2 separate regions of the Homo sapiens genome follow, and region 1 is linked to region 2. A link is a loop called in an ENCODE intact Hi-C map of the cell type or tissue named here. Cell type or tissue: Caco-2. All regions are shown on one strand. Links, peaks and the distances in the headings refer to the core of each region. The heading gives the core; the rest is flanking DNA. Region 1 overlaps PRSS23 (serine protease 23). Region 2 overlaps ME3 (malic enzyme 3).

Region 1 (2,800 bases), core at 202-2,701, 190 kb before region 2:
CAGGGCTCCTACTTAAAGTCCTTTGACTGTATCCCCCAGCAAGTAAGATGAATTAAAAAGACCTTGACAGAATCCTTAATTTCTATATGAGCTGGCTGGAATCTATCTTTTTGAACTCTTCCCCATCTGTCTCTTAAACAGAACAAATTTGATACTGCCAGGGGCCCTTGCACTTCAGTTTGTTGAGGCTCAAACATATTCCCTCCCAAATTCTCAATAAGCCACTAACACACAGGTATAGCAAGCCTATGAGTTTCTTGTGGGTTATGCAAATAGGAAACAAGATGACTGGGCTTGAAGCATCTTGCTGGCTGTGTACTTGAGACAGCTATCTGTTAGATAAAGGTGCGCAGGAGACAGAGGGTTATATCACCATAGTTAAGGGCTAAGGAGGGTAGAAGAGCTGGTGTTATCTGAGAAGCAGCAAGCAATGAAGAGAGAACATCACTGCAATGAGTCAGATAAATATGCCTGTCTCCTTTCTCTCTTCCTCAGCTTCAAATGAGCCCACTGAGAAGCTGGAACCCAGAAGAGGGAGGATCTTTAAATCATATAGGAGGGTTTAAATTTTAAACCACAATGCATTGGGATTTATTTGCCATAAGGAACTAGACAACTGTGGAATCAGTCTGCCCAACTCCAAGGCCATCATCTTCCCATACCAGGCTGCTATCTCAGCTCTCAATCCTGTTTACCCTTTCTTTTTTCTTTTTCTTTTTCTTTTTTTTTTTTTTTTTGAGACAGAGTCTCACTCTGTTGCCTAGGCTGGAGTGCAGTGGCATAATTTTGGCTCATTGCAATCTCCGACTCCTAGTTTCAAGCGATTCTCCTGCCTTAGCTTCCCTAGCAGCTGGGATTACAGGCATGCGCCACCATGCCCGGCCAATTTTTGTATTTTTAGTAGTGACGGGGTTTCAGCATGTTAGCAGGGCTGGTCTGGAGCTCCTCACCTCAAGTGATCCACCTGCCTCAGCCTCCCAAAGTGCTAGGATTACAGACATGAGCCACCATGCCCGGCCAACCCCTGTTTACTCTTGTTCTGGAAGCTGGTTTATTTCCTCCTCCGGGGGGAACCCCAGACTAAAAACAGATGTGTTGTTGATCGCCCAGAAATGGCCTCATGTCTGCCATGTATGTACGATGACCCCACCCCATCAAAAGGATTTTTAAATGCCCTTCCCCTATTGGAGGCCCTCAGAATGCTGAGCCAGGCAAAGAAGGTATCACAGGAATCACAATGGAAGCCCAGAGAGGAGAAACGCAGGGAGCTGCAGCCCCACCTTTGTTCCTAGATTAGCAAGGATGGCTGCCAGTCTGCACGCTATACAGAGCTTTGAAAGGTTAATAATTAAGTGACCAAACATGCTTGTTGGCCAAGACATACCTGGCTTACACCTGCTGCCCCAGCTTCATTAGTCATAGCATTCTCAAAAGAATCCCATTCTGAATGATAAATGAAATGGCTGCCTTATCAAACATCCATAGAAATCAATGGTCAGAGGCAACTTCAAGGCATACCTGAGCTGGTTCATGACAAGAACAAAGAAAAAGTGCAGACATGAACAGCAGCAGAACCCAGGCAAAGTAAGAAGGAAGCCCTCAGTGAGTGTTGGGGATCACTGTCAGAATTCCTCTGGACTCACTGGATGGCTGCCATTTACCCTTCAGTTAGCAGACAGCAGCCTAGAGTCATCATTCCAGGGCAGGCTTAGTCATTCTTAACAAGTTCTGCATTAAAGACCTCCTGTGGGGTTTGTTAGAGAAAGAGTGATTCCTTGAATACATGATCCAGGCATCACCAGGTACTTCCCATCTCCCCAAGCAGGTAGACTGAGCTACACAAAGAACAGGGAATTGGGAGCATGACCTTGGTATTTCAATCCCTTTTTGGTCCAAAAACAGTAAAAAGAAAGATTACACATACAACTCTGCTCCTATTTCTTTACCCCTTTAAGGCTATTTTCCCACCTTTTAAAAACACTATCTCCTTTTCAAAATTCAAAATTTGGAGTAAAGTCTATGTAAAACATGTGTCCCCAGTTCTGCCACAAACTTCTGATTCTCAGCGACAGATAATTTTCAAATTTATTACTTCTAATTTCACGCTGTGAAGATTTCCAAATCCTGGTTATAGGGTCTGGTTAAACCCTAAAGGCACAGACACCTGACCCCACTCGGACTCATCATTCTTTCTACATTACCACCTCAACCAAAAGGCTGTTACAGAGATCCCCAGAATGTATTTAGTAGAACACCAGATTGCTTATAGGCATTATATGAGAAAACAAGGGTTTTGTGATCAAAGATGTTTATTTAAATGCAGATTTTACAACCTCAACTTGTCCCTTTACAACAGGTCTTCCCAGAGCTTTTAATGTGCAGACAGGCATGTGAACCTCTGATAAAGAGAGGGAAAATGGAGAGGCATCTTCCTCTGACTTAATACAACCCTTTTTACTTTTGGTAGAAAATCATAAGGCATGAGTGTTTAAGGAGCACACTTTGGGAAATGTGGTTCTACTAGCCTTACTAGGCAAATATGCTTCTAATATGTATAACTAACACATGTAAAGCACTAATTATATTAATAATGCCATGAGTCCTTTTTTCTTTTTCTGTCTACTTCTATGATAGTTTAATACCATGCTTTCTTTTATTATCACTAAAAAGATGGACATGTTGAATTATTTTATAATTTTCTTTTACAGTTCTGTGAGTTAAGCTGTATATAGCATATGGGTGTATCATTCTTTAGTAAATTACATCTACTTGTGAACTAAACATTGATTTCATTTTGACT
Region 2 (2,800 bases), core at 91-2,590:
TGCCTTTTTGTTCTATTTGGGTGAGCCCTCAGTGGATTGGATGATACCAGATGAGACGACGCAGATCTTCTTGACTCATTCTACTGATTCAAATGCTAATCTCTTCCAGATACACCCTCATAGACACTCAGAAATAATGTTTTACCTGCTGTCTCGGTATTCTCTGACTCAGTCAAGTTGGCACATAAAACTAACCATCACAAATAGATATTATTTCCATTTTACAGGCGTGTTAACTGAGACACAGAAGTGATGTCATTTACACAAGGTCATTCTCCCAATAAGAGGTGGAGGTAGGGTTTGAATCCAGGTAGTCCGCCTTCAGGGTCCATGCTCTTAACAGTGCAGGAAACAAGCTTCCAGGGGGAGTGGTTGGGAATAGGTGAAAACTTCAAAGACAAAGCTTCGAAGACAATCTTGATGGATGAACTCACCAAATAAAAGGAACTCTTTCATCAGCCAACGATGGCAGCCAGAGTCAGGAATAAGAGAAGCTGCACCAAAAAGTGGGAGAAGAAACAAGAAAACATCAAAAAATATACACAGGAGAAAGAGACCCATAGACAGAAGAGGTGGTACAAAGAACAGTGTGAAGTGGGAAAACCAGGGAACACAACTTTCAGGAAGAAACGAGATATTGTCTCAGTGTTTTTCAGTTGTGGTCCACAGACCTTCTGAGCTCTTGATAAAAATATAGTTGCTGAGGCCTCACCTTTGACTGAATCAGTAATCTATCAGATCTACCAGAAAGCCACCTGTTCTAACAGACACTATTAGGTATTCTCATCTCAAGAGAGCACTGAGTGAGCAGCAAACAACTTTTTTTTTTTTAATGCCCTCCCACAATCCCTGTAGATATATCACTGGATATGGCAGTGTCTGTAGTATGTAATGCATTTTTAAATGACTCCCATTGATAGGGAGGCGTAAAATGAGAACCCACATGCAGAGCTTTTGTTTTAGCTCTGGCACAACCTATCCATGTGACTATTGGCAGACAATTTCTCTGCAGTCTAAGATTTTACTGCTGTCAAGGTTGTAGGTTAGACTGGATCCATGAAAGGTATCTGGAACGCATCCTTCCACACATATTCTTCCACAAGTCCTGCACCACCTACATTCTCACCTGGCCATGGCAAACATCATTAATCAATCATGACACTCCTCGCTGAGGCCTGATGAGGCTACCCAATACAATATTTAACATAGAGCCCTAGGCGCCCATTAACAATGCTGGAAGTTGAAACTTTCCTGTTATCTCTGGACTAGAGATAATCCATAAAGCTCCTGTAAGCTCTAAAAATAACTCTCTTAAAGGAAAAAGTAATTTCACATTCTGCTTTACAGGGTTCATTTTCATTTATATAAAAGTGCATTTAACACATTGTTTTATATTTTGATTTATTTCAAATCTCCTCAGACCTTCCCTCTCCCCATTATTCCAACCTCGATTGTAATTATGATTTGAATGTTATTTCTCCTGAAAGCCCACTAGATCTTTATTATCAAATTATGCTGAAGTTAGACTAACTTTGCCTTAAACTTATATTTTAAGTCAGCTTGAATTTGAATACAACCCTATTCACAAAAACAAGTTCAAAGTTGAAGCATTTGTAGGAAAGAAAGAGAAAGGAAGGAAAGAAAAAGAATGGAAGGAGAGAAAGAAAAGAAAGACTCCTGATTTAACTTTAGAAAAAAAACTTTCTGAAGTGATGGAACCAGTCCTGGCCTGATGATTACTCAAGAGACATTCTCAGGCCAATTGTAAATAATTCAAAGTTCTGCATTTTTGTTTAAGAATTCTGAGAATCATGCTAACAAATTAGCCAAGACTGAGGAGCAAAAAAGTTTAAAAACTATGATGTAGCTGACCTTAATTATTCTTAAATCCCATGAATTCTATGCCAATAAAAACAATGTTTTCTTACTGGCCTTAGGCCTGGATTGAAATTGTTGAAAATAGTGACTTTTCTCCTCTTATTACCTCAAAGAACATTGTGTCAGGATAGGAAATAAATATTTCAAGTTGGCAAACAGTTTTCCCAAAGCAATTCTAGCAAAATTTGGAGATGGCAGGAATAGGTGGGTTTTAATTTTCTGATCTGGACTCAAAACTGAAACATTTTGGTCTGGACACTTTATTGTGAGGCCTGGAAGAGTTCCCTCGACATCATTTGTCCCTTGGATCCCAACCCAGACCTTACTTTGGTGGAGGCCCGGTCAGGAACCTGGGCTGTATTGTATTACTTAACCAACCACAAGCATGAGAAACCTCATGCTCTGCTGGGAAAATGCACCAAGACAAGTGGGCCTAGGTCAGATGGATCTGATTTTTTAAAAACCTCAGGAAACTGGACTGAGGCCCTAGAGGACAGAGAGATTGGCTGAATTAGCAAAATGTCTGAATTTTAAAATATTTGATCAAAAAAAGATGTATGATATTAAGGCACACAAGTAGCTGAAATTAACTCCTCAAAGTGGGCTACCTGGTAGAGGTGCCTGTATCTTCTTGAAGGCATAAAGGTATCCCCTTTGTAAGCTGCAGAACAAATGTGCAAATGAATGTGAGATAAACTCCCTTTAATGATTGTTCCCTTACATGTGATTGACATTTTCTCTGTGACCATATAGCATAGTGCTGCAGTTTTAATCCAAAGATCTGATTTCACATACTAACTCCAAAGCCCCTTGCATATCACTCTTATTTTTAGATGTCATCCTAACAAGTTGATTCTCTGGGTTCCCAGTATACAACATATTAGAAAAGAGTAGACCCTAAAAGGAGGCAATGTGACAACAG

The links. Peaks named below come from ENCODE experiments on the same cell type or tissue, not always from the same donor. Only the 100,000 strongest peaks of a DNase experiment are listed, where the experiment ranks them.
Region 1: it touches region 2 in a loop (2.8-fold over the local background); 39 of 110 quality-filtered maps call a loop at or near these places.

The regions. Positions count from the first base shown.
Region 1 is chr11:86,810,725-86,813,524 of GRCh38, reverse strand. PRSS23 (serine protease 23) reads right to left here. Exons shown (of 2, transcript NM_007173.6): 2 at 2,292-2,800. Among named protein-coding and RNA genes, the nearest start is that of PRSS23, 12 kb to the right of the region's middle. RefSeq lists an enhancer at 1,400-1,986. In Caco-2, for the core only: no CTCF peak of the experiment used is centred there; a DNase peak (open chromatin) is centred at 1,314.
Region 2 is chr11:86,620,419-86,623,218 of GRCh38, reverse strand. The region is part of intron 2 of ME3 (malic enzyme 3); the gene reads left to right. Among named protein-coding and RNA genes, the nearest start is that of ME3, 51 kb to the left of the region's middle. In Caco-2, for the core only: no CTCF peak of the experiment used is centred there; a DNase peak (open chromatin) is centred at 1,148.